Linked DNA regions of Homo sapiens: region 1 is linked to region 2. The links are chromatin loops, found by intact Hi-C in ENCODE. Cell type or tissue: endothelial cell of umbilical vein. All regions are shown on one strand. Links, peaks and the distances in the headings refer to the core of each region. The heading gives the core; the rest is flanking DNA.

Region 1 (11,399 bases), core at 1,815-9,814, 77 kb after region 2:
AGACAGAGTCTTGGTCTGTCGCCCATGCTGGAATGCAGTGGTGCAATCTCAGCTCACTGCAACCTCCACCTCCCGATTTCAAGCGATTCTCCTGCCTCAGCCTCCTGAGTAGCTGGGATTACAGGCGTGCGCCACCATGCCCGGCTAACTTTTGTATTTTCAGTAGAGACAGGGTTTCACTATGTTGGCCAGGTTGGTCTTGAACTCCTGACCTCAGGTGATCCACCGGCCTCAGCCTCCCCGAGTGCTAGCATTACAGGCATGAGCCACCATGCCTAGTCTATTTTTTATTCTTTAGAGATAGGCCCTTGCTACCAGGCTGGAGTACAGTGGTGCGATCATAGCTCACTGTAGCCTCGAACTCCTGAGTGCAAGCAATCCTCCCATGTTAGCCTCTACGGTAGCTAGGACTAGAGGTATACATCACTGTGCCTGTTAATTTTATTTATTGTTATTTTTTGTAGAGACAGGGTCTTGCTACCAGGCTGGTCTAAAACTCCTGGACTCAAGTGATCCTCCCACCTCAGCTCCCAAAAAGTGCTGGGATTACAGGCCTGGGCCACTGCGCCAGGCTCAGATTTACCTTTTAGAATGCTCCCTCTGGGGCTACACAGATGCCGCATTTGGGAAGGTGACAGCTTAAACCTAAATAGACACAAATTACATAACTGTCAAGAGACTGTAGACACTGTCCATCAACAAGTTCAAAATTGAAAAGAAAAATTGAGCACTGGTAGTTTATAGAAGCATACCAAGAGAATGATATTCTAAATCAGTAAGTCAACATTAGGCAATCCTGAACATTTGATTTACTGTAGAACTTCTTCAGATTAATAACTATGAGCAAGTGACCAGGCCAGGCACAATGGCTCATGCCTGTAATCCCAGCACTTTGGGAGGCCGAGGTGGGTGGATCACCTGAGGTCAGGTGTTCAAGACCAGCCTAGCCAAGACGGTGAAACCCCATCTCTACTAAAAATACCAAAATTAGCCGGGCGTGCTTGTAATTCCAGTGACTCAGGAGGCTAAGACAGGAGAATTGCTTGAACCTGGGAGGCAGAGGGTGCAGTGCACCGAGATCGTGCCACTGCACCACTGCACCACTGCACTCCAGCCTGGGTGACAGGAGCGAAACTCCATCTCAAAAAAAAAAAGAAAAAAAAAAGGACTAGTGAACTATTCTTAGAGAACTGAATTTATCCTTTGCAGAACACTGCCCAAGCTCCCTCTGTCTTTCCTCTTTCTTGCCATTCTAAACTTGGGCCATGGGTCCTATTTGGACCCCAGAATGGTCTCAGTGGATTTTTTCTGTTGTTCCCTCTGCATGCTCTAAGCCTACAACTAGATCTATTGGAAACTGATGTTCATTGTCTGTTTCTCAGACAAGACTACATTCCCCTGAGAGCAAGAACTGCATTCCCAGCCTCTGTTACATGGTTTGGCCCATAAAAAGCACACAAACCATGTGTATTCAATGAACGCATTTTAGAATTAATAAATTAAGTTCTGAGTAATCTCTGTGATCACCCTTCCACCTTCAATGGTCACTTAGTCCTCATCCACATAAACTCAGAACTAAACAAGGAGTGTTTTCTATTCAGATTCCTGCTACAGTGTAGTCCTACGAATGTTTGGGAACAAATTTTAATTCCCGAAAGAGACAAATACCAAAACAAAGAAGAAATAATGATTTTGATCTTGAACCCACATACGTTCCAAGGAATACAACAGAAATGAGCCCTTAGTTTCCTAAACTTCATGGTATTATATTAGCCATGTAAGTTTCAAGTCCATTATCCAGCGTTCTAACAGAAATACATGAAATAACAGTCCAGCTAATAAGGCTGATGCTTAAACACATGCCTTTTCAAGAAAAAAAAAAAAGGCAAACAAAACAGTGATGATTTTTTGAAAACTTTATATCATAAAATAGACAAAGCAGCTTTTTGAAATCTTAGATAAAGTAGGTAATCATATTCTAGAAATCTGCTATTTTGGAAGCCACAATCAAAATTCTTAGGAGGTTCCTCTATCTGTACAAAGCACAAGTTTTCCTAGAAACAGTCTTTGTATATTCAGCCTGAAAAATCAAACAAACTCAGCTTAACATCAAAGGTTCGCATGTTTATTTTATTTACTCAGTCTCAAAGTATGTTACTTACAACTCTTTGTTAAGCATCTTTTAAAAGCAAAGTGATTGTCAATGAATGCCAATTCAAGTTGTATGATATGAGGGCCATTTTCAAACACTCCAGAAGCTACGAACAACTGTCCCTAACTATGTATTTGGAATGCTGTCCTGAAAATGTCATTTCATTTGTTCCTGAACGTTGGTTCATTTTCAAAGTTAACATGTTTGAGTAGGTCAACATAACATAGATCACCTGAGAGAAAGAGGAATGCTGTTCCCTAAAAAACTACAAAATCCTTAGGCCTTCAAGTTCTACAGATTAGAAACATCAAAACTCAAATACATTTCAGATTGTCTTATTATGTAAAACTCATGCCGATAAGCATCCTAATGTGGCTTGAAAATTCTTTTTTTTTTTTTTTTTTTTTTTTTTTTTTAAGATGGAGTTCTGCTCTTGTTGCCCAGGCTGAAGTGCAATGGCACGATCTTGGCTCACTGCAACCTCTGCCTCACAGGTTCAAGCAATTCTCGTGCCACAGCCTCCCGAGTAGCTGAGATTACAGGTGCACGTCACCAAGCCCAAATAATTTTTTTTTTTTTCTTTTGAGACAGAGTCTCGCTCTGTCACCCAGGCTGGAGTGAGGCCTGACTAATTTTTGTATTTTTAGTAAAGACAGGGTTTCACCATTTTGGCCAGGCTGGTCTCAAAACTCCTGACCTCAGGTAATCTGCCCACCTTGGCCTCCCAAAGTGCTGGGATTACAGGCATGGGCCACCGTACCCAGCTGAGGCTTGAAAATTCTTTAACTATTAGTTATAAAGTTAACCAAAAGAAAAAGACCATTCTGCAAAATATATAGGAAGCATGTCCAAATTGTGTTGAAATATCCACCACATTGGCCACTGACAAACAAAACCACCCAAACCAGATAAAGAGAACAATTCCATCCATAAACACATAATGAGAACCCAAAAAAACTGAGGAGTTTCGTGACCTAGCTCTAGTCTCAGATCTGTTCACACATTCATTCTATAATTCTCTAATTTATGCCAGGTAACATGCAGGACCTCATTTTGACTTTATTAGATGGCACCAATCTTCCCTGGAGTGGTTAGACAAGTAGATCATCCATCTTGAAATGTGATATATAAAATGGAAAGGGGAAATGAGACAAAAATTGAGCTCAAGAAAGCCAGGCAATAGACGAACTGATTCACACTGGCTGGTCACACAGACTGTGAAACATGTCACTGTAAACAGTAACTCTACCCTGAAAATGGAGAGGCCAGAAGGATACATCGGCGAGCACTCAGCACAGTTCAATTACCTTGCCATTAACTTACCCACCCAGCCAGACTCATCACTTGCACTAAAAATAGGACATAAATGCTTTTCTAGCATTCCAGCTATGAAAAACTTAAGATAACAAATTTCAAAACATTTATCAGAAAAATATACCAGGAAAAGAGAAAAAGCAATATATATATATTTCTAGTGACAAAAACACAAATTGAGAAAAATGACATTAACACCTTGCTTTGATATGGCACCTATCTGTAAAGAAGCTTAAATACATTTGGAAATTAAAAAAAAAAATCTAATCACAGTAATTCTAACAACATCCCTATGAAATAGGTAGAATGTAAATATATAATTACTTCTGTTTAGCTACTGAAGAAAAGTAGACACATATTTCCCATTCACTGCTAATGACATTCTTGAACTAGCTCAGTCCAGCACTTTGAGCATACCACAGAGCCAAGTCATCAATTACCTTCTAAGTTGTAATAAAGCAAAATATAAATGTGAACCCCACAGTTTTCTATGCTTAAGTACTAAACTCTTAAGAATGCACAAACAAGTATGGCAAAATTGGCTTCAGCTTTAGAAGGAAAACAAATATTCAATTCAGTCTGATGAATCTACTTTTTTAAGAAGTAAAATTGAGAAATAGTTATGATTATTATTAAAACCACTTGAAATGCAGAAATTATAGAGAAGAGTGAAAACTCAATTTCCCACACTCACCAACAGGAACTGACAGCTTTATGCCTCCCTCAAAGGACAAAAGGAATTCAGTTTAAAGTGCAAGGTCAAAGTATACAAAAAGACACACTGGCCTGAGAAACCAAGAGGTTTAACAACAAAGAATGAGTCAACCAATACTTGCTGATCTTGAGTACTAAAAAAAGAGAATTTTTTTTTTTTTTTTTTTTTTACTCAAAAAGGAATTAATTTGTCCCACTGATGGCTAGGAAAAAGGATCACCTCTAAGTGTTTTAAATGTGTTTTTAAGAGCTATTATGAGGTAGCTTTAAAAGTTGGTATATTATTACAGCGTTGAAGGGGTACTTCCTAAATATACCCAATACATCTAACTCCTTTCAAGGCCAACTCTTGGTGAAATAATTCTTTCTTCCTTTCAATACTATTTAGATAAGGCACCACCAAAGCAGTACAGAATGACTAAACCTGAACTTGCTACAGGAATTTCCAAACAGATAAGAACTTGCAAATACGTCCCTATTTAAAAGACAAGGGAAACTTGAAGAAAGTCTCTGATTCCCTGAACGCCGAGTATATCCAGTGAAAACATAAACTCCTTTCTTAAAACATAAGCTCTTCAATGCAGACACTGTCTCCTTAAAGTTGTATTCAGACCTTAGCACCTGTGCCAAGAGTAAATGGTTTCTATTGTCACTATGAAACGCAACTTGCTTTAATAAAAGGAAGTGATGTCTAGAATTTGCTTCAAAATAATCTGGAGTGGAGGGTGGCAGGATGGAGACAAGATTAGCTGAGAGTTAACAGTGACTGTAGCTGGGTAATGATACTACTCTCCTTTCTTTTGTAGATGTTGAAATTTTTCATAATAAAAGGTTAGACAGAAAGAAAAGAAAGCTAGTTTTAGAAAGTAAATCCCCTTTAACTTGACTATTTCTTTGAGAGTTACTTAACAAAGAATTCACAAGGACAGCAATTTAATCTCTTAAATTCTTTAAAGTTATAAAACAATTACAATTACTCTTCAGTTCTTCTGTAGTTCACACAAGTGGAAGAAGCTGAACTAGGAAATTACCTACTCTAGATTAATGTTTTCTCTCTTATATGTCATAAGAATTACATGACATATAAGAATCATATAAATATCAGGAATAAATTAAACCTGATTTAAAAGAATGACGGGTCATTTTTTTCCCTCATCCTAATAAGAGACCCTCTTTCTGAGATAATTAAAGGAAATTATAAGTACCCTAGGAAAACTGTTTCTACCCCCAAATACAGGTTTTAAGTAAAGCTTAACAAATTTTTAACTATCTCTTATATCAGTTCCTACAAGCTAACCTTAGATTAAACTGAACTTTTAAACTGCCTTAACCTTAATAAATGTCCTCATTAATCATGCTATTCCACATTTTAAAACTTTCATTTTTAGGATCCTGCTAAGAATTACAACACACAAAGGAAAACAACCCCTTGACTGTCTTTTAGTGTGAATCGGTACTCAGATGAGTGCCATCAAGATCAATTTAGTCTCTAGCAATGAGTTGAGACATTTGACAATTAAGATTAATGTCTGACCTGTGAGTTGACCCTAATGGACACCTTCCTTAAAGCAGATGCATGGCAGATTAGATAAGTAGTCACATGGAAACAAGGTTATTACTGAATCACATTTCTCTAAGGAGTTATCAGCATTCTACTTATACAGAATTAACCGAAATGCTTTAATGGAACAGGAAAAATAAAAATAAAACATAGCATGGGAAATGAAGACTAACTCACAGGGCTCACATTGAGTCTCTAACAGATGTTACACGGTGGCTTCATTCTCCTCCTTTTTTCCCCCTTTCCTCTCTTTATCTGGTAGCTTTACTTAGGGGCATCGGCTCCAATAGCAAACAAGCACATTATTTAAGCTGTCATTCTTGCACACATTCCCAACCTACTTGGCAGAGTGGATATTTCTAAAATGGATAGCAACTACAAATATTAAAATAGAGAAATTCATCAAAATGCAAATGAAAACTGGTCACTGAGTTCCCTAAATCTACATTTAGTATTTCAAATATTTGGAAACTGCATTAAGCACAGGAGTTATTTAAAGGAGTTTAATAAATAATCATGTCAGATATCTGTAAAATGGACACAAAAGGTACCTTTTAGTAACATATTTATAAGGAATTCAATCTGTTCATTGCAGGAGACAAACCAGTTCTCAGATCTCTACCGAGAACAAAAAATATTTCACACATTCACCTCAGCAGGGTGGATTTCCAGCACTGGGAAGAGCCAGATGACTCAAGACTCAGCCATGTTTCCATGGCTTGAAGAAAAGATGATTAATGATGCAAAACAACTAGGCATGGGGAACTTGTACAATGGCTTGCTTACCCAAGATCAGCTGCTAGCTAAAAAATGCTTCAACCTCTGATAAACAGGGCCCTCAATGGACAGGTTCAAACAGGGGCTTGGTTCTTGAATGACTCACATTAAGCTTATCTAGCACATCCGTCACAAAAAGACAGTAGGACTAAAATCAACTTATTATCAAGCTCTTCACTTTTAGATCATTGAAATGACTGCACAAATCCCAAAATATGAAAAGATGATCTCTGAGTAAAAGCAGGAGGAAAAAAAAAAAAGTCAGCGCCTGATTCCCCAGGAGCTGATTATCCAGTCTGAGAATCGCCAAGGCACCTTATTTCCTCAGGCCAACTGTCTACCTTTCATCATTCTGGTCCCTTTCACTCTTGCCATGGTGAGAGGGAAGAGAAAGAGAGTGTTTGGTTAAGTAAATAGTTCATATATTTGAAGGAGGAAATTCAAGAAGAGAAAAAGAGAACAAGGGTAAGATAAAATTAATCTTATAAATACTTGTCTATTTCATCTACGACCTTTACAACTGCCGATTGGCAACATAACAAATAAAGCAATAGATACTACTAAAAGTACAAAACTAAGTGATCCTAGTGTGACAATAAATATAAACAATGTTCAGAAGCCATATGGGGAAAAAAAAAAGGGCTCAAGCCTGCAATCCCAGCACTTTGGGCAGCCGAGGTGAGTGGATCACCTGAGGTCAGGAGATCAGCCTGGCCAATGTGATGAAACCCCGTCTCTACTAAAAATACAAAAATTAGCTGGGTGTGGTGGTGCACACCTGTAGTGCCAGCTACTGGGAGGCTGACACACAAGCATCACTTGTACCCGGGAAGCAGAGGTTACAGTGAGCCAAGATGGTGCCACTGTATTCTTCCAGCCTGGGCAACAGAGAGAGGCTCCATCTCAAAAAAAGAAAGAAAAGAAAAGAAAGAGGCTGGGCACTATGTGGCTCATGCCTGTAACCCCTGCACTTTGGGAGGCCGAGGCGGGTGGATCACCTGAGGTCGGGAGTTCGAGACCAGCCTGACCAACATGGAGAAACCCCGCCTCTACCAAAAATACAAAATTAGCCGGGCGTGGTGGCGCATGCCTGTAATCCCAGCTACTAGGGAGGCTGAGAAGCGAGAATCGCTTGAACCTGGGAGGCAGAGGTTGCGGTGAGCTGAGATTGCGCCATTGCACTCCAGCCTGGGCAACAAGAGTGAAACTCCATCTCAAAAAAAAAAAAAAGAAAAGAAAGAAAGGAATTATATAGGAGGATATATAACAAAACACCAATAGTTGTCCTGAGTAGCCAAATAGAACACAACCTCTACTTGCTTGTATTTAATGCATATTTAAAATTTTTTCTGTAATTAGTATGTAGTTTTTTTTTTAAGCACATAATCTTTTGGTATGGCAAAATGACCCCCAAGAAAGCACTTTTCATTTTAAATATAAAAGGAGCTATTGTAGGAACTGCTCTATAAAACTGGTTCCAAGGCCAGGCGCGGTGGTTCATGCCTGTAATCCCAGCACTTTGGGAGGCCGAGACGGGTGGATCACGAGGTCAGGAGATCAAGACCACCCTGGTTAACACGGTGAAACCCCTCTACTAAAAATACAAAAAAATTAGCCGGGCATAGTGGTGGGCGCCTGTAGTCCCAGCTACTCAGGAGGCTGAGGCAGGAGAATGACGTGAACCCGGGAGGCGGAGCTTGCAATGAACCCAGATCTCGCCACTGCACTCCAGCCTGGGCGACAGAGCGAGACTCCGTCTCAAAAAACACGAAAACAAAAACAAAACAAAAAATAAAATAAAATAAAATAAAATAAAATAAAATAAAATAAAAACTGGTTCCAAACTAAGCGGAGGCATCAAATAGCATGAAAATAATCTGTTTACTTTCTTTTGTTTTTTGAGACGGAGTCTCACTCTGTCGCCCAGGCTGGAGTGCAATGGCATGATGTCAGCTCACTGCAACCTCTGCCTCCTGGTTCAAGCAATTCTCCTGCCTCAGAATACGTTACTTTCTTGCTATTTTGTTCATTAATTCAACAAACATTTATTAATCAGCTATCATGCATTAGATCCACTGTCTGCAGAGATGCCAAAAATGGTAATAAAGATGTAACTAGTTAATTCTCGTTCTCATGAAGCTTGATACCATAGGCTACAGGCTGCAGAGCTTCCTGCCTGCCCCCAACCTCTCAGCTTCAATACCCCTCAAAAAACCTAGGAAACCTTCTTAAATATCGCTCCATACAAACACATAGTACTGTTATCCAAATATTTGCTGCCCTTCCTTAACAGACCCTTTCCTACCTGTCCATCCCCGGGCGGGTAAATATTTCTTGCTTACTGAGGCCCTGCATGACCACGTGACTTGCTTTTGGCCAATGAAGTATGAGTTGAAATGGCACATGCCACTTTTGAGGTTCTACCATGGCATGAAGCCCACAAAGAGCCTTAAACTGAGAAACAAAGTTTTGTTGTCGTAAACTACTGAGATTTGGAGATTGTTACCACAACATAATTTAGCAAAAGCTGACTAATTAATATACCCGACTAAACTTTGACACAACAGAGAATATTAAATAACCTACGAGCAAGGGATACAAATAAGTAATCTCCACCCTGGCTGTGCTGACTCTGGTTTACAACTTAATGTTCTAAGTGGTAGATGAGGATAATTTGGTCCAGAAACCATGCAGTCATTAACCTACTGATTGCTTTGCTGTGTTTTCTCTCCAAAAGTCTGGGCAGGACTTCAGACATTTGGTGGACTTCAGACATTTGGAACCTTCCTTAAAGAAAAATGCAGAAAGTATGGCACCAGGCCACGCACATCGGCTCACGCCTGCAATCCCAGCACTTTGGGAGGCTGAGGTGGGTGGATCACTTGAGGTCAGGAGTTCAAGACCAGCCTGGCCAACATGGCGAAACCCTTTCTCTATAAAAACACAAAAATTAGCCGGGTGTGGTGGTGCATGCCTGTAATGCCAGCTACTCGAGAGGCTGAGGCATGAGAATCGCTTGAACCCAGCAGGCAGAAGTTGCAGTGAGCCGAGATTGCGCCATTGCATTCCAGCTTGGGCAACAGACAGAGACCCTGTCTCAAAAAAAAAAAAAAGAAAAAAGAAAAGAAAGAAAAAGAAAATACGGCACCAATGAAAACATTCCTCAGCACTGTCCTGAGTTAGAGAAAGAAAAGAACAAAAACAGAAAGAAAATATTCCACAGGACACAAGACAACAAACATCCAGAGGAATAAAACCCCCACTGCTTCCCCTTGAAATAAATTAACTAGAAGTTATTTTTCTTAATTAGAAGATATTTGCTTTAGAAACAATAAAATGCAAAAGAACATTATATCTATTACATAGGAATAAAGTGTTATGAAAAAGACAGCAGGCCAAGCGAACTAGAAATGCACCTAAAATAAAATGACAGATTAAAAACAAAAGGATGGGCTGGGCGCGGTGTCTCACGCCTGTAATCCCAGCACTTTGGGAGGACCAGACAGGCGGATCACGAGGTCAGGAGATCAAGACCATCCTGGCTAACACGGTGAAACCTCGTCTCTACTAAAAATACAAAAAAATTAGCTGGATGTGGGGGCGGGCACCTGTAGTCCCAGCTACTTGGGAGGCTGAGGCAGGAGAATGGCATGAACCTGGGAGGCGGAGCTTGCAGTGAGCTCTGCCACTGCACTCCAGCCTGTGTGACAGAGCGAGACTCCGTCTCAAAAAAAAAAAAAAAAAAAAAAAGGATAAGGATCAAAAAACACACAAAAAAGGGAGGACTGCTAAATTTAATAAGCCTTTCAAGGCAAAAACTGTCAATACGATAAATTTTATTTTCCTAAAACCTATAATCCACAAAGAAAGCAACAATTGTAAAACTTTGTACTCCCAGTAACATAACCTGAAAATACACATAACAAAAACTAAAGGCAATCTCTTTGTATTTACTGATTAAAATGTAGAAAGCAATAACTTAAAATACAACTGAGATGCATTTCTAATTAACTGAGTAGCCAAAAACTAAAATAGTGAAATTGTCCTAGGACAGATGTCACAAAGTCAACGAATATCTGGGGAGCAGCAAGCCATACACATCAGAGTACCCATGCAGTGAAGAGTTGCAATGGAAGCACAGACATCATCAACTAGAACGTTTACAATGTCATAGGAATAAGAGAACACAAATACTATGCATATATATGTATATAGATACACACACACACAAAGGGAATAACACACCTGAAACATAAATATTTACATAATAAGGTTATACAAAGGCTTTGGCTTATGATTCGGGAAACACTCTTTAAGGGTAAATATAAGATGATGTAATCTCATAATCTTTCTAATTATAGGATAAAACAATCTATGGTAGGTAATTCAACATGTAAAGAAAAAGTACTCTTGGACAGGAACTGTGAAAAATCATTATGCTATTTTCATGCTTATGCCTTCAGGTTAAAAAATCAAGAACCATATCAACAATACATTATGAAGTAGATGGAACACTGACAGAAAATCTCTGCTTCCGTGAAACCCTGTCTCTACTAAAAATACAAAAATTAGCTGGGCGTGGTGGCGCATGCCTGTAATCCCAGCTACTCAGGTGGCTGAGGCAGGAGAATCGCTTAAACCCGGGAGGCAGAGGTTGCAGTGAGCCATGATTGCGCCACTACACTCCAGCCTGGATGACAAAGCGAGACTCGGATCCCCCACCACCCCTCCAAAACAACAACAACAACAAAAACTTTGCTTCCTCACATATCCTTAGAATAAATCCTCATCTTCCAAGAAAATCATCTTCAGGCTTTTGTCAACCAAGAAAACTTTCTGTAAACAAAACCTCCCACTGAAGCTCACGATATAAAAGCTGAG
Region 2 (10,870 bases), core at 29-8,028:
CCATGAATCTTTTTTAACAGATGAGCTCTCACTGTTACCCAGGCTGATGTGCAATGACATGATCACAGTTCACTGCAGCCTCACTGCAGTCATGATCACAGCTCACTGCAGACTCACTGCAGTCATGATCACAGTTCACTGCAGCCTCACTGCAGTCAAGATCATAGTTCACCACAGCCTTTCCGGGCTTAAATGATCCTCCTGCCTCAGCCTCCCAAACGTGAGATTACAAGGTGTGCGCCACCATGCCTAGCTAATTTTTAAAATATTTTGTAGAGATGGGGGTCTCACTGTGTTGCCCAGGCTGATCTGTCCTGGCCTCAAGTGAGCCTATCAAATCGCTGGGATTATAGGCATAAGCCACCATACCCAGCTCTATATTGTTAAATGTTCTGCTCTAGACCAGGAAATGACAAACTATCAGTAAAGGGTCAGGTAGTAAATATTTTACAGTTTATAAGACATACAATCCTTATCATACTGAATTCTGTCATTTTGGCAGAAAGTAGCCATAGACAACATATAAATGAATGGGCATGGCTATTTGTACGATAAAAACTTTCTTCACAAAAACAGATGCAGGCCAGATTCGGCCCACTGGGCAGAGCTGGCCACCCCTTAATCTAGGCCTACACAGTGGATCTTTATGAACTCCAGCCACAGAGTCTAAGTGTTTCCTCTTCCTCAATCTCAGGATTCAATCTCCATCATTCTTCATAATGAACTTGCCCAAGTAGCTAATTACAGCAAACATTCTCCTGGCAAGTCCAAGAATGTGATTTTACTAAACAATTTCTGGACCATCAAAAGAAGATACATGACAACACATCCATTCACTAGAATGTCAACAGGACAAATGCAATGGGAAACTGGTTTTGCCAATGCCAAAAATTAAGAAACCTTCTTAATTCTGAAATTTCCTTAGGTGCTATAAACTTTTTTTGTTATAATTTCCATAAAGTAGAATGCACACCTTCTAGAGTATAGGTCTGAGAGTTTTGACAAACATGAACCACAACATACAGAATAGTGTCAGCTCTACCTAAAATTCCACATCTGATTGTAGCAACTCCCTCCTTTGCCCCCATCCCCTGGCAACTGCTGATCTTTTTTCTGTTCCTCTAGTTTTGCAAGATACCCATATGCAAGATACCCAGTTTTAAAAAGAAATGCAAATGAAATAAAATGAAACCCCTGCCCGCTCTTCCTTATTCTGTTCCTTTTTGTGTCTCACAATTAGCCAGTCCTAGGTAAACCAGTTAGAAGGTGGCTGAAATTCTTGTTTTTTCACCACACTTACCTAAATTATGATTATAAGCATTTAATTAAAATATCTTTTTTAGTGTGTAGCACCAGAATATAACATTCTAACAGAAGAAGCCTCAAGCGTTTTTCTCAAATAGGATAAGTTATAAATGAGAAATTTAAAATAAATATTTCAATATAATCTGGTATCATGAGAACAACCTAATAAATTGTCAACCAACCTCCATTAATGTTAGATCTTAAGTTTATATTTCAGGGGGCCCTAGGATACTGTTCAATACCCTGATTTAAAGAGTTCTGGGTGTGTCAAAGATATAAGATGTTTATTAACTGGTCTGGTCTACTGCCAAAGGCAAGCTCTTTCATACAAAACAGAAGGGAAGAGAAGGGCAAAGGAAGCTGCATTAGAGCTTGATCATTTGTGAAACAACCCTATCAATGTGGCCTGCAAGAAAATCACGAACTTTGCAGTGAGTCTTGTAGACAAAGTTTATTTTCCAGGGACAATCACCAACATACAGCTATAACATGCACACTTCTTAAGAAACCATTCTAGTTAACATTTAAATTTAAGGAAGCCTGTAGGACCCAGGCAATGCTCATCGATAGCTATTCAAAATCATTACACAATAGAGACATTATGTGCCTTTTGAGGAGAGTACACAGAGACCTCTCTGGCACAGTCTTATCAAAAACAAAACAACAAAACAAAAAAAAAAATCAAATCTGATCCGCAATTCTCAACCAGGGAAGATTTTGTACCCCAAGGCACATCTATCAAAGTCTGGAGACATTTCTGATTGTCATGCTGGGTGTGGAGCTCATGCTACTGGCATCTAGCATCCAGTGAGTAGTGGCCACAGATGCTACTGAACATCCTACAGTATACAGGACATCCCCCAACAACAAAGATTTATCGGGCCCAAAATGTCAATAGTGCTGGGGTTGGGAAACTTTGCTCTAGATCTAATTATCAATTTACAGGAAATACAGAAACAAATTAGACAATCCCACAGTGACGCACTCTTCAAAAGTTAAGCCATTAAGAAACTACAGGACAAATGATCTGGTTTGTTTTTAACGGAGTTTTTTTTTTTTTTTTTTTTTTTTGGTTGGGGGGCGGCCTGGGGGACTTGGGAAAAGAAGCAGAGAACAAGACAAGGGGAAATTTATAGATTAAAGGAGACATAAAAGATGGAAAACTCAAGTATTGCAAAATACAGGCTTATTTCAGTCCTGAGCTGAACAAATGAACTATAAAAACATTCTGAGGCACTCTAAGGAATGTGAACATTCCCTGATTAATTTAATGATAAGGATGACTACTGAAAAACTTAGGTGAGCTATTGCTGTTATGACTGTGCTAAGAAGAAAGTCGGTCAGGCGCAGTGCTCACCCCCGGAATCTCAGCATTTTGGGAGGCTGAGGTGGGCAGGTCACCTGAGGTCAGGAGCTCGAGACCAGCCTGGCCAACATGGCAACACCCTGTCTCTACTAAAAAAACAAAAATTAGCCAAGCGTGGGGGTTCATGCCTGCAGTCCCAGCTACTAAGGAGGCTGAGGCAGGAGAATAGGCTGAACCTGGGAAGTGGAGGTTGCAGTGAGCCAAGATGGCACCACTGCCATCTGGATGAAAGAGTGAGACTCCATCTCAAAAGTAATAATAATAATAATGAATGAAAAAAAGGAAAATCCCTCTCTTTTGAAGATAAAAGCTAAAATATTTGCAGTAGAAATTATATAATAACTAAGATTTGGCTTAAAATAATCAAAGAGGCTGGGCATGGTGGCTCACGCCTGTAATTCCAGCACTTTGGGAGGCTGAGGCGGGTGGATCATCTGAGGTTGGGAGTTCAAGACCAGCCTGACCAACATGGAGAAACCCTGTCCTACTAAAAATTCAAAATTAGCCGGGCATGGTGGTGCATGCCTATAATCCCAGCTACTCAGGAGGCTGAGGCAGGAGAATCGCTTGAACCCGGGAGGTGGAGGTTGCGGTGAGCCGAGATCGTACCACTGCACTCCAGCCTGGGCAACTAGAGTAAAACTCCATCTCAAAAAAAAAAAAAGAAAAAGAAATCAAAGACAGGGAGAGCCAAGACTGGTCACGAGTTGAGAATTGTTAAGTTGTATTATCACTCCTTCAGAATTTATTGTATTAATCTGCTTTTGTATTTTTCAAAATTGAGAGGGGAAATAGTATTATAAAAGAGGCAATCATTACAACTCACTGAAATTAAGCAAATTCTACATATTCCCCCATAAAAAACGGTATTAATCTAAAACCCATGAGGCCACACCAATCTAACCAAGTTTCCACTTTATCCAAACCAAAGAACTTTTCATTCCTTACCATATTGAAGCCAGCTGAGCCTGTGGTAAACTTGACTGCATAAGAATAGTTCTTGCTTGGGGACCTAAACAGGAACCAGGAAAAGGACATACAGATGAGTCAGCAAATACTCACTGTACAGGAGGACCAGGGTTCTGCGTATGTGGACTACTCCATGACCTCATGCAATCACAATGCTTTAAATAACATTTGCTACTACCGCAGGGGCTTTGTAAAAAGGAAATTAAGCCCCAATGAAAAAGAGGAGAAACACAGAGCACAGCATCTGACACATAATAAATTTTTGTTAAATGGATGTTTGATAAAGAATGACCATGTGAAAGATTTAGAGTTTCAAAATATAACCTGACCTTTTGTCCACATTACCATCTTTATTTGTATTGGGCTTTATTTACAAACTTGAAAGTTATTCTCTTTAAGTTTAACATCTTTTGCCGCTGCTACCACCTGCTGTCTCCACCCTGCTCAACCTCAGGCAAATTCAGGGAAGATTCGGAGAATCTTAGAGGAGGAAGGGACCTCGGAGAGATCTCCGGGAAACTGTTTCACTAAACAGACTTAAAAAGAAAAAAAAAAAAAGTTGCAGGAAGCGCTAATAGCCAGGATTAAAACACATTTCCAGCCTGGTGTGGTCACTCGTGCCTGTAATCCCAGCATTCTGGGAGGCTGAGGCAGGCAGATGGCTCGAGCTCAGGAGTTCAAGACCAGATGGCAAAACCCCATCTCCACCAAAAGTGCAAAAAATTAGCTGGGAATGGTGGCATGAGCCTGTGGTCACAGTTACTCGGGATGCTGAAGTAGGAGGATCGCTTGAGCCCCAGAGGCGGAGGCTGCAGTGAGCCAAGATTATGCCACTGCACTCCATCCTGGGCAACAGAGTGAGACACTGTCTCAATTAAAAAAACAAAACAAAACACATTTCCTATGTTAGCCAAGAAAAAAAAAAAAAAGAAGAATTCCTGGAATTTCTACTCTTCTCTCAAAATAAGCTCTCATTTCTTAAAATAATCATAAACATCTTCACTTCTGGTATGAAAGTGGCCTTAGACATCAGACAAACGCACAGTAGGAGACTCAGTTTAAATAAACTACAGTCAGAGAGGGAGAAATAAATACGTCTTCCTTTCCAGCACTGCCTCTCAAGATGTGGTCCCAGGAAGACTGCTGGACAGAGGAATGGAAGGCTGTGGCAATTTTGTTGGGAAGATTCTGGTGTATATGTTTTTGCTTTTTGCTATTTCTTTATTCAAACGTCACCTCATCAAAAACCACAAAACTGGATGTGTTTTTGCATGGCCAGCAGTAGAGGTCAGGGAACCAAGGAGCTGTAGGCTCTAGTCCTGGCTTAGTCTAGACTTTGCTGAGTGACTGGGCCAGGTAGTCTGGATCCTAGTTTGCTCATTTCAGATAAACCAGTCTATGATCCATTGGGGCAATGAGCTTAGCATCACATTAGCACATGAGAGGTGCTCTAATGGCAGGTAACATTACTGACAATAGTTCAACTTTTATTTACATATAAAATCCTGACAGAAAAGCACACATACGGATACATGTGGATATATACATGTGCACATGTACACAGCTGAATTAATTTTCCAAAGTGAAAATACTCAAACACTATGGAGGTCATGAAAGAGAGTATAATCGCACCCCAGATGCCCCTATTTGCCTCTCTTTTAGACTCAGCTACCACCAAGGTAGCCTAACTTCTAACCAAATAGCCTGTCCGCTGTTCCACCTGGCTTATTTTGCTCAATATATTGTCGTGTAGAGTTGTAGAACATTAATCCTCACTGCTATGGAGTGTATCATTGTGTCATTACATCCTAATTCATTGTCCATTCTACTGTTTTCTTTTCTTTTCTTTTTTTTTTTTGAGATGGAGTCTCGGTCTCGCTCTGTCACCCAGGCTGGAGTGCAGTGGCGCCATCTTGGCTCCCTGCAACCTCCTCCACCCGGGTTCAATGATTCTTCTGCCTCAGCCTCCTGAATAGCTGGGACTACAGGCATGCGCCACCACACCTGGCTAATTTTTCTATTTTTTTTAGTAGAGACAGGGTTTCCCCATGTTGGCCAAGCTGGTCTCGAACTCCTGACCTCACGTGATCCACCCGCCTTGGCCTCCCAAAGTGCTGGGATTACAGGTATGAGTCACTGTGCCCGGCCTGTCCATTATACTGTTGATAGGCATTCAGTTAGTCTTCAATTAGGGCTACTATTAATAGTGAGCATTCTAACTTTTGGTGAATATATGAACACATTCCTGCTGGATGTGTGTGCATACATGAGCACGTGTGTGTTTTGGGAGCATCTAAGAATAAAAAACAATCTACTGAATTCATGTGAAGATTCTAAAGGACTGTGGTACAATGGAATGAGCAAAGTTCAGGCATCACTTTCTTTAGTCTGTAACATTGTATCTAGAATGTTGGTAACAAAGTAGAATTAACAAAACTTTAGTGGGTGATTTAATTTACACTTGTAACAATTGCCCTTACTCCAGAACTATAAAAAAGGAAGTTAATATTTTATCTATTACACATAAAAAGCCTAACAATAAATGTGAAGAACTAGCTCTAAACCTGGATATCAGGGGACTTGGATTCTAGTCCTGACTCCCTAATGGCATGTGACATTAACAAAACTACTTTAACTTTCTAAAATGAAGTTCTTCCATCTGTGAAATGAGGAAAATAATCTACAACAGGGATTGGTAAATTATAGCCCTTAGGCCAGATCTGGCCCACTGCCTGTTTTGGTAAGCAAAGTTTTATTAAAACAGCCATATCCACTGATATAAGCATGATATATGGTTGTTGTCATGCTACGATGGCAAAGTTGAGTAGTTGCAGCAGAGAACATATGACCTATGAGCCTAAAATATTTATTGTGCTATTCTTTACAGAAAATGTTTGCCAATCCCCACACTAGAAGATCACAATTATCTCTTGTAATTCTACTATTTGTCTACATATGTCCTAAATCAATGTTGCAAAATATTAAAAATAGATCAGCAACAGCTAAGATAGCATCTTAGCACATTTGGACAACACACAGTTGAGCTTTGAGTGCACAGAACTCTTCTGTGGAAACCTAGGTACATAAAGGGATATCGGTTTTGGAGTACTGGCTTATAAGGGAACATAGGAATAAAACCAGAAATCCCAAGCACACAAACCCCACTTCTGGCATCCATGTTTGGGCAGGGAAGTATGGCTAGAAAGGAGAGAGTAACTACATGAAATGAGCTTTATTTAAAACAATGACTAAGACTTTAGCTTTTCTGATTAATAGATGAATTACCAAATAGCATATTCATTGTTTCAGAATGCAACAATAAAATACCTCTTTGAGAAGAAGGGCTAGCATTATTAACAGGAATACCAGAGTTCTAGAGCTTCTTACATAACCTTAATTAAAGAATGATCCCTCTCTATTTTATAAGGCAGTCTCTTTTAAGGGCATGCAACAGTTACACATCAAGCCATGAAGGAAGAACAGGGTGTCCAACAGGATGTATCGGCTAAATCAACCCAGATAGTCAGTGGGGTAAACAGTGCCACTATTAAGGCCAGACGCGGTGGCTCACGCCTATAATCCCACCACTTTGGGAGGCAGAGGTAAGCAGATCGCTTAAGCTCAGGAGTTCGAGACCAGCCTGGGGAACATGGCAAAACCCAGTTTCTACAAAAAATTAGCTGGGCATGGTGGCACATGCCTGTAGTCGCAGCTACTTGGGGGCTGAGGTGGGAGGATCCCCCGAGCCTGGGAAATCCAGGCAGCAGTGAACCATGATTATGTCACTGTACTTCAGCCTGGGTGCCTGTAATCCCAGTACTTTGGGAGGACAAGGTGGTAGGACTGCTTGAGGTCAGGAGTTCAAAACCAGCCTGGACAACAAAGATCCCACCTCTAAAGAAAACTTTTTTAAAAAAATTAGCCAGGTGTGGTGGTGCATGCACGCCTGTAGTCCCTGCTACTCAGGAGGCTAAGGTGAGAGGATTGCTTGAGCCCAGGAGTTCAAGGCTGCAGTGAGCTACTATCGCACCACAGCACTCCAGCCTGGGTAACAAAGCAAGTCTCTGTTTCAAAAAAAGAAAGAAAAGAAGTGCTTTTTAGCTCCTGAAAACAAAAACCCACAAAAAACAAAAGCAAGAAGGATGAAAAACAAGAGATTACAAATATAAATTATATATTTCTTTTGGGCCATGTTATATACTGAAACCTTTTCTCAACTTTCTTGATATTTTGCTTCTCCTGCAGCTGAGTGAACTGCTTTGGGGATTCTGACTTCATAAAATTATTTTTATAATTGTGATCAAGACAATGACCTTTATGTTCCATCCACCTCAACAAATCAGCTGTTTCCATCAACATTCTAATTTAGTATAAAACATACTTCATATTGATTCCTAAGTACATAAAGGGAAAAAAAATTAAATTTCTATTGTTTATTCCCATTTTAAAATTTACTGTAATAAATTATTCTACTTGACATGACTATACAAAGGTCTGGCTCAAAAGTAAAATTCCCACCTTAAATTCTTGCTGGATCAAAGTAGCAATAAGTATGCAGATAAACAATATCAAAATCTGCTTTCTTTCCAGTATATTTCAAATTTTACTTTCTGCCTCAGATATTTAAAAGTTCTAAATGCTCAAGTGCCTGGGTCATTATATTTGGAATGTAGATACTGCATTTCATTCATAAAACACACATCCCACCAAGAAAGAGAGAATTTCTCAATCAATGTCTCAATTGAATACTATTTTAATCAACTCACAGCAAACACCAACGTTTTCAAGAAATATTTTTGGATTCATTGGCAATGTAGTTCTGGGTTTGTATGGAGCACTGGTGTCAAACAAACCATGTAAAACAGTACTTAAAAATATGCTATTAAATATACCTTCAGTGGGCCGGGTGTGGTGGCTCATGCCTGTAATCCCAGCACTTTGGGAGGCTGAGGTGGGTGGATCACCTGAGGTCAGGAGTTTGAGACCAGCCTGAGCAACATGGTGAAACCCTGTTTCTACTAAAAATACAAAATTAGCCGGGCGTGGTGGTACATGCCTGTAATCCCAGCTACTTGGGAGGCTGAGGCAGGAGACTCACTTGAACCCAGGAGGTGGAGATTGCAGTGAGCTGAGATCACACCATTGCACTCCGGCCTGGGCAACAAGAGTGAAGCTCCATCTCAAAAAAAAAAGCAGAGCCTGCATAAGGTAGGCTGGTTTTGACAGCTACTGCTTTATGAGGCAGTATGACACATCGAGAATCTGTGTGTATTTACTATTCACCCATTCAAACATAAATACATGCTTATTTGGGGTGACTGCTGAGATCCTTAAAGGGACCAGAGTTCAAGATTAGATTAGAACCCTTCAAAATCTCGTCCAACTCTGACATTTTTAAACATAAGATACCTTTTTTCTTTTGGGAGTAAAAATTGCAATTTTAAGTAATAGCAAGGAAAAAATAGTAAGAATCATTTCTTAAAAGTGTTTTGGATTATAATCCTCCCCTTACCCCACTCCACCACACAGGAAACCTAATTTTTTTCCCTTCCTTTCATATTTGTTAGAGGGCAGTTAGTTTTTCCCTTTAACATTTAATATTCATATCAGAGGTCTCTATTTTCTTTCATTAAAGTTATGCTTTTCTTTATAACTTTCTTTTTTTTTTTTTTTTTTTTGAGACGGAGTCTCACTCTGCAGCCCAGGATGGAGTGCAGTGGCATGATCTTGACTCACTGCAACCGCCTCCCAGGTTCCAGCAATTCTCCTGCCTCAGTAGCTGGGATTACAGGTGCCCACCACCACACCCGGCTAATTTTTGTATTTTTAGTAGAGACCATGTTGGCCAGGCTGGTCTTGAACTCCTGACCTCAGGTGATCCACCCGCCTCAGCCTCCCAAAGGGCTGGGATTGGGATTACAGGCGTGAGCCACTGCACCCAGCCTTCTTTATAACTTTCTAACAAGTATTTAAACCTTCGTGAGAAAAATTTTGAACAGTATGCTAAAATTCCTGTCTATCCTTCTGACGTAGATAACAGAATCATTCTTCTTTTAAAAAAATCCATTGAGATCACCTAAGTTAACTCTGGCCTTTTATATTAATAGATAAAGAAATATCCAAAGTGGTGAGCCCTATCTAGGCAGTTATCTGAGACAGAGCCATGTTCTCAACTCCCTGCTTTTACCCTGCCTGCTGCCTCCAACTCTAACCTAGTGAACAGACAGCTTCAAGTTCATCAAGTTCAAAGCTGGACTTCAGAAGTTGAAGCTAGTTTTTGTTCAAAGAAGTGTTTCTTTGCTAGTGCCTTGATTTGCATATCAGTGGCTTTCAGCGTACAGGAGTATCCCTGGTCTATATTCCATTTTACCACAAAGCAATGGGGCATGAGAGAATGATATAACTATGTAAAGAGTTATCAGTGGATAAGAACATGAGATAACAGAGACAAAGGAAACACTGCCAAGAAATAAGCACACAGACATGGAAAATATCTATGACCCAATATCTAGAAACAGTTTACATTGAAAACAAAGATCATATTTCACTAATTTTTATTTGTAAATACCTGTTAAGTGTCCACTCATAGTTTTGTCATGACTATTGAATAATTGCCTGTATTTCAGTCTTGATGACTGAGGAACAGCCCACTCTGCCACTGGTGGGACACTGTGGGGAAAAGAAAAAGGAGAGAAAGAGGATTATCCATAAGGAACAGCCTGGTAAAGTTCCTTAATGACAGTAAACTAAGAACTTCTCTAGATAATCATCTCTAACTTTCATATTTTATTCATTTTATTATCACTACTTCTGATTTTTTTTGCCATGGGTATTTCCCATTTTTAAGATCATAAACATTTCCCTCAAATAGATAATTATTTTTCCAGAATCATGGATAAACACAATAGACTGAGAGGCTGTTTCAAGTTGTATATATAATAATTTAAAGGTTCTATAAAAGTATGAAAAACCTCTTGTAACTGAGGTAAAACAATAATGTCCAGGCTATTCTAATTTCTAAAACACTTCTTTTTTGGTTAAAAAGCAATGCTAAAAGCAAACCAATAACTGCCTTTAAAGGTACTAATTCTCCAAAATGTTTTAACTTTCTATACGTGAATATACAGGACCCATTTCTTAATGAAGTGAAATTACTCCATTCTGGTAAGTTTAAATTCAGACCCATTGGACAGTTTCCCAGAGAGAGAGAGAACAGAACATTTCCATGGT

The links. A loop is a pair of places that touch in the nucleus more often than their neighbours do. Peaks named below come from ENCODE experiments on the same cell type or tissue, not always from the same donor. Only the 100,000 strongest peaks of a DNase experiment are listed, where the experiment ranks them.
Region 1: a loop joins it to region 2, with 7 times the contacts of the local background. A loop is called at or near these places in 5 of 110 quality-filtered maps.

Annotation. Positions count from the first base shown.
Region 1 is chr21:33,678,568-33,689,966 of GRCh38, reverse strand. The region is part of intron 1 of ITSN1 (intersectin 1); the gene reads right to left. Among named protein-coding and RNA genes, the nearest start is that of ITSN1, 42 kb to the right of the region's middle. In endothelial cell of umbilical vein, for the core only: no CTCF peak of the experiment used is centred there; DNase peaks (open chromatin) are centred at 4,056, 4,856, 5,736 and 6,516; H3K27ac peaks cover 4,248 bases.
Region 2 is chr21:33,754,736-33,765,605 of GRCh38, reverse strand. It overlaps ITSN1 (intersectin 1), which reads right to left. Exons shown (of 40, transcript NM_003024.3): 8 at 10,209-10,309; 9 at 3,620-3,683. Among named protein-coding and RNA genes, the nearest start is that of ITSN1, 120 kb to the right of the region's middle. In endothelial cell of umbilical vein, for the core only: no CTCF peak of the experiment used is centred there; DNase peaks (open chromatin) are centred at 2,545, 3,745, 4,535 and 4,815; H3K4me3 peaks cover 467 bases; H3K27ac peaks cover 4,319 bases.